Regions from separate parts of the Homo sapiens genome. Here all the other regions are linked to region 1. Evidence: chromatin contacts called from ENCODE Hi-C data. All regions are on one chromosome and are shown on one strand. Each heading gives the region's core, a stretch centred on a gene start or an enhancer-like site at or near the end of the contact. The rest is flanking DNA. Distances are from core to core; before and after follow the strand shown.

Region 1 (2,944 bases), core at 15-2,514:
GCAGCAGCCTCATCAGGATTCTGTGGAAGGCTCGTCTCTGGGCAGGACGGGTCTGCAGCTGTCTGTGCGTCTTTGCAGATGACTCTGGGTGAAAACATGGACTGTTTTCAAGATAGATGATCCCAGCGTGCAGTTTGGCTTCTTGCTTTCTTATCAAAGATGTCAAAATTGTTCTGCAGTGAATGAAGCTATTTCTTGTGCCTTCTATATAAATTTTGAGTGGGACATGTACATAACCCAGCTTTAAGATATTTTATCAACTTTCTAGAAATAAAGTTAAGATTATGAAATGGTATTTAAAAGGAATGTTAAATCAGTATGCTACATTAGTATGAAAACTCCTGTGTGTTAAATAGGATAATAACTTGGATGCAATTAAATGAATTGTATCCAGATAGAAAGTCCTAGAGACACTATAAATAAGAATCATAAAATCACAAAGTAAAACTAAAAAAGCATATCCTGTATCAGTTAACCTAGTCCTTGTAGGTAATAAATAAATATTCCTTAAATAATTTTTCTTATGTTTTGTCTATTCTACATTTAAGTCTCTGATAGTAGGCAAATTCAGATCTATTTCAAGAGAGAGAACATTTTACTGTTATTGAAAGATTCTTTAATCCCATTTTCAAATATTTGATATATTTAACATAATTGATCTTCTCCAAATTTAGACAGACATACTGGTCAAACTCATAGTCATTTCAATGAATGAAAGTAATAGAAATTATAATTGAGAGAAAATATGCTAAGTGACAGTGCCAATATTCTAGAAATCAGAAACAAAATACAAAATGGGCTTGAGAAAATTGGTTCATTTAAAAAAATATATTTAGTAAGGGCCAATCTAAGGTGGATGGGGGCAAAAAAAGTTTAAACACAAATCCAGTTAGGTACAATAAAAAATACATTTTGATGCCAATGCACTTAATAGGCAGTATAAATAAAATGCTTTTATGAAATATAGCAATGTGATATTGTAATCTAACCAAATATGTTAGGTACCAGGAAGCATTCCTTACTATTTTATTCTATAAAAGAAGAGGATTGTATTCGTTTCTACTACTCTATTTCATTATTTTATTCTTGTCAGAAAGCTGTAGTGCACTTAAGAGTTTAGGGCAGGATTTTAAGCCCTAGAAAGCCAGGTAATAATCAAAGAAAAGTCATTTTTAGGTTCCCAGGCTGAGGTAAAACATAGAAGTCAGGAAATGGTTTAATAATGAGTAAGCAAACAGGAAGTGAAAGCAGTGAGCCACACAGGCCAGCTGACTTAGATGATCATGGCAGGCTCAGAGACGAAGGAAGTGAGAATTCAGCTGTCAAACCAAGAGTGTTGGCACCAGAGATTACAGTGGGTGTGTGGGAAACCTATCATCCAATTCTTTGCCTGCAACAAGGGCATTTGAGATTCATGACCATTTCAAAGATCTGGTTGTATGGCCTAATTCACCTGATCCTTTGGGTGAATGCTAAGAGAACTGCCACCATTTCCATTATAACAAAAGTACTCTTTATTGAGGAATTGTTATATAGTGGGCGTAGTATAGGTAAACACTTACTCACTTATTCCCTTATTCTATATATGAGTACTGAGCTTAGAATGTGCCAATTACTGTGATACTGACTAGGATACAACAGCAAGTGAAAACAAATATGGTCCTTGCTCTCACAGCTAGGATGAGGTAGATATTAATTATATAATGTATATAACTTAAATAAATATAAATACACATGTAATTTAAAATGTGTTAAGTACTATTGACAATAGAAAGGGGTACTTGGAATATAGGTAGATGAAGAATAAAATTTGATTTAACGTTCATAATCTAGTAGAAGTCTCCTTTTACAGAGAAATAGGCAGAGGCGTGGAGAAGCTAATTCCCAAAGTCACAGGCCTACAAGAGGAGAGCTGAACTCTTCTGTATAGTCTTCCTGGTCACATACTAACTAAAACAAGACTCACACAAATGTAGAACTGAAACAGAAACTTAGATCTTGTATAAATTAATTCATTGATTTATTCAAATAATATTTGTTGAGTGGCAGCTCTAGGTACAGGGGACATCATAGAAAAAGGCCCTCTTTTTTGTGCAAATAAGACTTATATTTTAGTGGGTAAAAATAGATGAACAAACTGGCTACCTAAATATCAGTGATAAAAGAATAGCAAAGAAACAGACTTGTGTGATGGACAATGACAGAATGGCTCATTTTTCTTAGCAGTACCAGGAAAGGCCTCCCTGAAACCAGAACAGGAAGAAGCAGGCCCTTCAGAGGGCTCAGGGAAGAGTCTTTCAGCTAGAGGGAATTGCTTGGACAAAGGCCCTGAGAAGGGAATAGCTTGCATGTTTGAGAGACAGAAAGAATCTCCGGGTGGCAAGAGTATCAGGAAGAGACACGTAGGATGAGTCTGAAGAGACGTTCAGGGTCCAGATTACAAAGGACCTTGTGGGTCAGGGGTTTAGATTTTATTTCAGTTGAATGAGAAGTGTGGGGAAGGTCATTAAAGGAGACAAGGTGAAGAAGATGGGATATGATTTAAGTTTGTTGTTGTTGTTGTTTTTGACGGAGTTTCTCTCTTGTTGCCCAGGCTGGAGTGCAGTGGTGCAATCTTGGCTCACTGCAACCTCCACCTCCTGAGTTCGAGCGATTCTCCTGCCTTAGTCTCCTAGGTAGCTGGGATTACAAGCACACGCCACCATGCCCAGCTAATTTTAGTATTCTTAGTAGAGACAGAGTTTCACCATGTTGGCCAGGCTGGTCTCGAACTCCTGACCTCAGGTGATCCACCCACCTTGGCCTCCCAAAATGCTGGGATTACAGGCGTGAGCCACCACACCTGGCTGATTTGAGTTTTAAATGATCACTCTGACTGTTATGAAGAGGATGGATTAAAGGAGGCTACCATGGGTAAAGGGAGTACCCAGAGGGGCGCTCTCAT
Region 2 (3,062 bases), core at 257-2,756, 680 kb before region 1:
GTGATTTTATCCAGCTGCAAGAATTTTCCAGAAATATAACAAAGGTATAAACCAAGGGAAACGTAACCTTTGTTTGGTTTGGAATTTCATTTGTTGTATCTGAGTGATCGATATAACATACCTGTATCAGTCCATCTTTGTAGTTGTCACATTCATGGTGACTCAACATTTACATTCAAGTATCCGATTACTTCTTCATGTCTTCTAGTGAAATCTTGCCAAAGTGTTGTATATATATTTTTAACTTTAGTTTTCCTTTGTATTTTTTATTACTTATATAAACTGTATTTTTAAATTTCCCACCAGGGTAGTAAAGGAGTTATTGCGTATTTGTTATAAAGAGGAGGTGTACTGATAGGGTTGAAAAAAAAAACACTGATTACTAGTCTGGCATTCCTGTTTGGTTTCTATATTATCTTCTCCTTGATTTTAATTTTCTGCTTTGATTTATATTTTACTATCTCAAAATGTGTGCTTTGGGTCCAAATCAACTCAAATCTCTGAGCAATAGCACAGAGAATGTAAGTAAATGAATGAATAAGTAAATAGCTAGCTTTGCATTTTTTCCTAATTATGACAATGTGTAATTCTTGTAGAATATGTAATATTTATCTTTAAACCTGATTTTTCTCCCACTGAAATAGTTCTTTGTTATTTTCTTGTTTGAACCAGATTAATAAAATCTAGATATGTGTTACATTAACACTGTTTTGTTTTATTGGTGTACCTTAATGTAAATGACTTCCTGATTTATCTGCTACATAATCATATTTTTTAGTGAAACAAATTATATATGACTATTTTAGATTTCTGACATTGCAATGTGCTTTGCCTCATATTAAGATGTTCTCAAGAAAAATACCATTAGACCACCTTTTAGTGAAGCCAACGTATATACAAATATATTTATCACATAGTTTTCCTTAAAATATTAAGTTGAATAAATACTGTACTTAGAATATATTTACCACCTGAAACTAAATTTAGAGATGTATCTACTAATAATCTGTTTCTATGACTTCCTACTGCTTTTGTAAATATAATGTGTTACTCTGTATTCAAGGATTTGTTTTCTAATATTTATACTTTCATATCAAAATACATACATGGATCTTTGGTCATTAAATCATTAGCATTTTTCACAATATAACCTTTTAAAACAAGTAGGCAAATACAAAAGCCAAATAAATGCACTTAATGTTGGCTCTGAAAAATGTTACCCTCCTGTACTGGTAGACAGAGGCTACCCTCCTGCTTGGTAGACAGATGTTGACCTTTGTTTCTGGTAGGAAGATATCACATCTCTGGTCTAGTAGACCATGCCATTCTCTTGGTCTGACTGGCAAATGCTGCCCTCCTGGCTGGGTAAACATTTGCTGCTCTCTTTGTGTAGTATATAGGTTTTACTTTCCTGCTGGTAGAACAGTAGAGAGGCAAGGTCTCTAGCTAAAATAGTCTCATAAATCATCATTCAGCATCTACTCAGGACTGTTAGTCAACACTTGTGTAAGGTATGAATGGCCCCTGAGAAGTATATCATGGAAAGGATGTAGAGGCATAATTACTTAACTACTGTTGCTACAATAGTCTCGGGTAAACAGTATCTATTTTCCTTCTTAACCTATTTCAAGAAGGGCAAGAGAAATCCAGCTTCACATCAAGCTTTGTCTACATGCTTTATAAAAACTGAACACTGGTGTGGAAGCCCCCTGAATATTCCACCACAGAGAGAAATTCCCCGCCTAAGCCAGCCACTATGTCTACTTCAGTTTTGGTTTGAGGAACTTGGTTGGCCTCAATTCTAATTTGGAAAGAAAAAAGTTAATCTTACTCCTTGTAAGTGGAGATAGTGACTAATTTAACCCATAATATTTAAAACACAGGAAGCATACAGTTTTGAAGGCTATTATAAATTTTTTGACATACTCATCTCCTTTGAAAATCCCCTTTTTCTTCCCACACAAATAATAAAATCTTTCTTTAATAGGTTAAAAAGTTAACGTTATTTAATATTTGTACCAAGGAAAATATAATGAGAAAACCAGATAATGGTAAATTCTCTTTTTTTTTTTTTTTTTTTTTTTTAAACAGGGTCTCACTCTGCCGCCCAGGCTGGAGTGCAGTGGCACGATCTCAGCTCATTGCAACTTCCGCCTCCCAGGTTCAAGTGATTCTCCTGCCTCAACTTCCTGAGTAGCTGGGACTACAGACATGTGCCACCAGATGGTAAATTCTAGAAGTGAATCCACCCAATATTGTTTATAATATTGGTGCATTATGTACTTGAATTAATTGCAAATCTAACATTCTTTAATTTATCTTTATTTCAAAACAATATAAGGCCTCTAAAAATGAACATTGACCTATCATAAGGGTGTTTACAGAATGCAAGAGAAAAGTAATTCTTTTGACAAATGGAAGCATTGCCTCAAAGCGTGTGTGTGTGTGTGTGTGTGTGTGTGTGTGTGTGTGTATGTATACAATATCTTGTCCATTAATCCATTTTCTAGCCACCATTACAGAACTGAGGAGCACCCCTAAATTTCTTTCTTTATCCTGACATAAAATAATACAAAGGAAATCATCAATTTCCTGTTCTGTTCAAGAAAGGTACATCCTCCATTCAAGATTTAAAAATAGTAAACATATTAGTCGGTAGTATTATTACAATTCCAAAATTCAGAATATCAGGGTTATTTTGTATCTTTTTACTTATTAAAGTTATTGCTTTTTAATAATTGCACATATATAACTATTGAATAAACTATTATAAACTATGTAGATCCCACTGCAATGGTTTGATACTTTATGTAATTGGTTATAGAACAATACCTCTGTAGACTACCGCAGAAACAGTGTGTCCTATATGACATGGATATGTTACCATATGGGCTTATTGTGTAGCCTTATTAATAAATAAATAAAGTCAAATACTTCTGGGGCCATTGTACTTTTTAGTTTATTTGACCATGTCAATACAGGTAACATTTAGAAAGAAGTTCATAAAGGGAAATAATTGGATTGGAGAGAGAAAATGTGAGAGGACAGAGCATTAAAGTAAT
Region 3 (3,352 bases), core at 473-2,972, 700 kb before region 1:
AGCCAACTCCCAATTACCACTGTCAAAGCTGGTGAAACAAGTCAGTCACCAACCTTCAGGGTATGCGGCATGTAAGGGCATGGAAAAGAAAACAATAGGAGAGCCCTCAGCAAAAAAAAGCACCCACATTTTAAGAAAAAGAAAATGAAACCAACTGAACATCTACATCAAGGAAGCTGAAGGTGTAGCCAACCCAAGTAAAAGAGACAAATCTACGCGCTATTCAGATTTTCTAGCTAGTGGCAGTTGAACGCTGTACCAGCTGTCATATTCTGAAGTTCTGCAGTTTTCCCCTTTTCCCTACAAAACCCTCTCTACTCTAAAGCCTGTAAGTAACAGAGGAAATCGAACAGAGGATGAAGAGAAATGGCCGATGGGACATCAGATCACAAGAGTAACTGCAACCTCATTTCTAGAAGACCAAAAGGCCCGGTTATCAAAGTACAGCTCTAAAAATCTCTATCAGACACCTTTCGCATCCACACAGATCTCCATCTGCGTCCCTTATTCATAAATCTTTTTAAAGCAAACCTCACGCCTATCCCTCGGGCCTGCTTATCCAAAACTCAACCAATCTATACCATGACTCCTCTTGGTGAAAGGCAGATTGAAGGGAGGTGGAAAGGGCTGGAAGGAATGTCATGGGAGAGGCGGCACGTGCAAATAACATTGCGGCAGAGACACTGAAAACGCCACTTCCCTTGCCACTGTTGCAATTCTCTTCGTGTATCATCCTCTTACCCTCTCTACCCATGCCACCTCCTACCTCAACGATACACACACGTGTCACAGCCGACCAGCACCATCGCCTTTTCCAGCATCACAGGTTCCCCTACCACCCCTCACTATCCCCCCACATAGGCAGGCAGACACACACACACACACACACACACACACACACACACACACACACGAGAAACTGCAGCCACCGCACCCTCCTATCTCGATAAGTGCTCCTGCCAACAGACATCCAGAGCGGACTGAAAGCTCAATAAATGCGCAGGTACACACACGCAAGCACACACACACGCGGGTGCACGCGCGGCATGGGGCGCAAGGAAGGGCGGCATGGGGCGCAAGGAAGGGCACCCTGGGGACGCACCTGGAGGCTGGGTGTCCAGCGCTGCCGCCCCCCTGGTCCCTGTCATTGAGCGCAGCGGTATAAATCCTCCGGTAGCGGTCGGCCAGGGCCCGGCCTGACAGCAGCAGCTGGTAGTGACCCCGGGAGTCCGCGGCGGGTAGCCCCAGCCCCAGCCCCGCAGCAGCCACGGAGCCGTCGGGAACCGGCATGAACAGCGCCCCCGGCGCCGGGGAGGAAGAGAAGGTGGCGGCTGGGTAGAATCCGTCCCCGCCGAGCCCCGAGGAGGCGGCGGCGGGGGAGGCAGTCGCTGCGCACATCATCATCCTCGCCGCCGCCGCCGCCGCCGCCGCCTCGTCCCCGCGGGCCGGGCGGGCAGACACGCGCGCGCACACACAGCCCTTTTCCAACGACGACGGCTCCGGCGGCGGCCTCTGGCTCCCGCAGCAGGGAGACTACAAAGACAGCGACCTCCTTCTCCTCCTCCTTCTTCTCCTCCTCCCCCCCGCGCCGCCCTCGCCGCTACTGGGGCCGCTCATCTAACCCCGCCACCCCGGGAATGTGAGGAGGAGGCGGTGCCGCCACTGCCGCCGCCACCACCGCTACCACCGCCACCACCGCCGGGGCTACCCGCAATGGGAAGCTGCCGGCCTCACAGAGCATGCGCCACTCCTCGCACATGCTCAGTAACTGCCGCCCCTTTTCCTCCCCACCCCCTCTCCGCCACCACTCCCTCCGCCTCGGGGCTTTGGGTTTGGGGCTGTTGGGTTGTGCGGAATCTGAAGTAGTCCACTTCTCCGGGTTTTACTGGCAGCTTGAAGAAGAGTAAGGAAAGTGCTGGGGAGGCTGTCAGCTACTGACGTTCGACTTCAGGTTCCCTCCAGGTGGAAGAACGAGGACCAGAAAGCAAGGGGGAACGTGCCCATCGCCAGAGGAGGAGTGGCACGCTCTTCTGCTACCTCTTCTCCAAGGCTCTGCTGCCAACAGGAAGATTTACTGTGAATTGTGCTGGTTAATTCAGAGTTTAAGGCAGAGAAAACCATCCCAATTAGAAGTGCCTTTAGCGATCTTATTTTATATGGTTTTTGTCATTAGGATTTACGCTTGTTTAACACAGCTTTTACTTACAAAGACAGGTAGTAATCTAGCACATTCTTTTTTGTGTGTGAAAGTATTTTGTGTGTGAAAGTATAACAGATAGGCTAGTATTCACAAGCCAGAGTCATTCCCAAATTCTTGTTCTCAACGGAGCAATAATATTTTTTAAATTACTCTTTTTTATTGACTCCTCACTCACCTAAGAGTGCACTTTTATCTCTTGGCAGTGGTCATTTAATGGTTTATTTTTTTCTGCCCAAACTTACATTTTTAAAGATAATTCTTGAATGCGATCTGAAACAATAATTGTGACGGAGACTGTATAGCGTCTGAAAATGTCAGATCCATCACATATCTTGTTGTTGTCTATAAAAAAGTAACATTTGCTCAGTCCTTTGTTCCAAGCTAACCTACGAACCCCATCTAAGTATATGCTCTAGAAATATACGTGCCAATGCACTTTGATTCCTACTACGTTTTATCCTTTGACTCTCAATTTGAAGAGTTTCCTAATTTACAGTCCTGACAAAATAATTTATAAGTTCTGTCATCCCAGTACTGTATCTTTCATCTATGTACTAGTTCTTATATCTGTGCCTCTTCTTCGGATGGCCTTCTCTTAAAAAAAAATAAAATAAATGTTAAAAAATCCTCCTTAGTGTTTGAGAAGTGCAAACAACAAGGAATAGGAAAGTAAATTAATTCTAGTTTTAGGGTGGAAGGTTGCTGAAAGCAATGCATTTTTTTCTGAAGCTTTAAATAATGGATGGATTTCATTTAGTTTTTTTAAAGATAATTAGCAGTGGGATAAACATAGGAACAAAGGACAAGACATGTGGAATCATAGTATTTTAGTACTGTAATTAGCCCTGTTAAGTTTTTGTATTTGTCTTGTTTCCTTACCTAAGTTCCTTCAGAGCTTGCTGCTTTTGTGTCTCCTTCAGCCACTTCAGGACTTTGCATGTAGTAGGTATCCAGTAAGTATTTATTAGACTAAATTTCTATCCTAATGCTTCAGCACAGTTAAAGACCTCAGTGTTGACCAGGCAGCCCCTAACCCTGGAGTGAGAACCAAGACAATGGTGTAGAGGCAGCTAAATTCTAAGAATTCTAAGGCCTGACAGGTAAGCAATGAGAGGGCCCATTACTATTGCAAGACCTAGCAGGGTAGCTAAA

The links. Hi-C counts contacts between places; a loop is a spot of excess contacts on that map. Pooled maps may share reads with other maps.
Region 2: a pooled map shows a loop between it and region 1 (2.6-fold over the local background). The contact joins two enhancer-like sites. A Hi-C loop is called at or near these places in 3 of 37 single-sample maps with no recorded cell type and 2 of 50 pooled maps.
Region 3: a pooled map shows a loop between it and region 1 (14-fold over the local background). The contact joins the promoter of MYCBP2 here to the enhancer-like site in region 1. A Hi-C loop is called at or near these places in 4 of 37 single-sample maps with no recorded cell type and 12 of 50 pooled maps.

Annotation. Positions count from the first base shown.
Region 1 is chr13:78,021,092-78,024,035 of GRCh38, forward strand. All of the region lies in intron 2 of LINC00446 (long intergenic non-protein coding RNA 446), which reads left to right. Among named protein-coding and RNA genes, the nearest start is that of LINC00446, 9.7 kb to the left of the region's middle. Within about 2 kb of position 1,265, at least 10 of the 41 ENCODE cell types and tissues checked have a DNase peak (open chromatin) inside an H3K27ac peak, as active enhancers do.
Region 2 is chr13:77,343,890-77,346,951 of GRCh38, forward strand. No RefSeq gene overlaps it. Among named protein-coding and RNA genes, the nearest start is that of MYCBP2, 18 kb to the left of the region's middle. Within about 2 kb of position 1,507, at least 2 of the 41 ENCODE cell types and tissues checked have a DNase peak (open chromatin) inside an H3K27ac peak, as active enhancers do.
Region 3 is chr13:77,325,372-77,328,723 of GRCh38, forward strand. MYCBP2 (MYC binding protein 2) reads right to left here and starts at 1,723. Exons shown (of 83, transcript NM_015057.5): 1 at 1,103-1,723. The coding sequence starts at 1,404. It overlaps LOC127898562, which reads right to left and starts at 1,617. Exons shown (of 1, transcript NM_001414702.1): 1 at 1,534-1,617. The coding sequence starts at 1,617. The coding sequence ends at 1,534. LOC107984564 (a long non-coding RNA gene) reads left to right here and starts at 1,674. Exons shown (of 2, transcript XR_001749930.2): 1 at 1,674-1,764; 2 at 1,893-2,827. RefSeq lists enhancers at 23-202, 1,873-2,202 and silencers at 1,143-1,262, 1,303-1,682.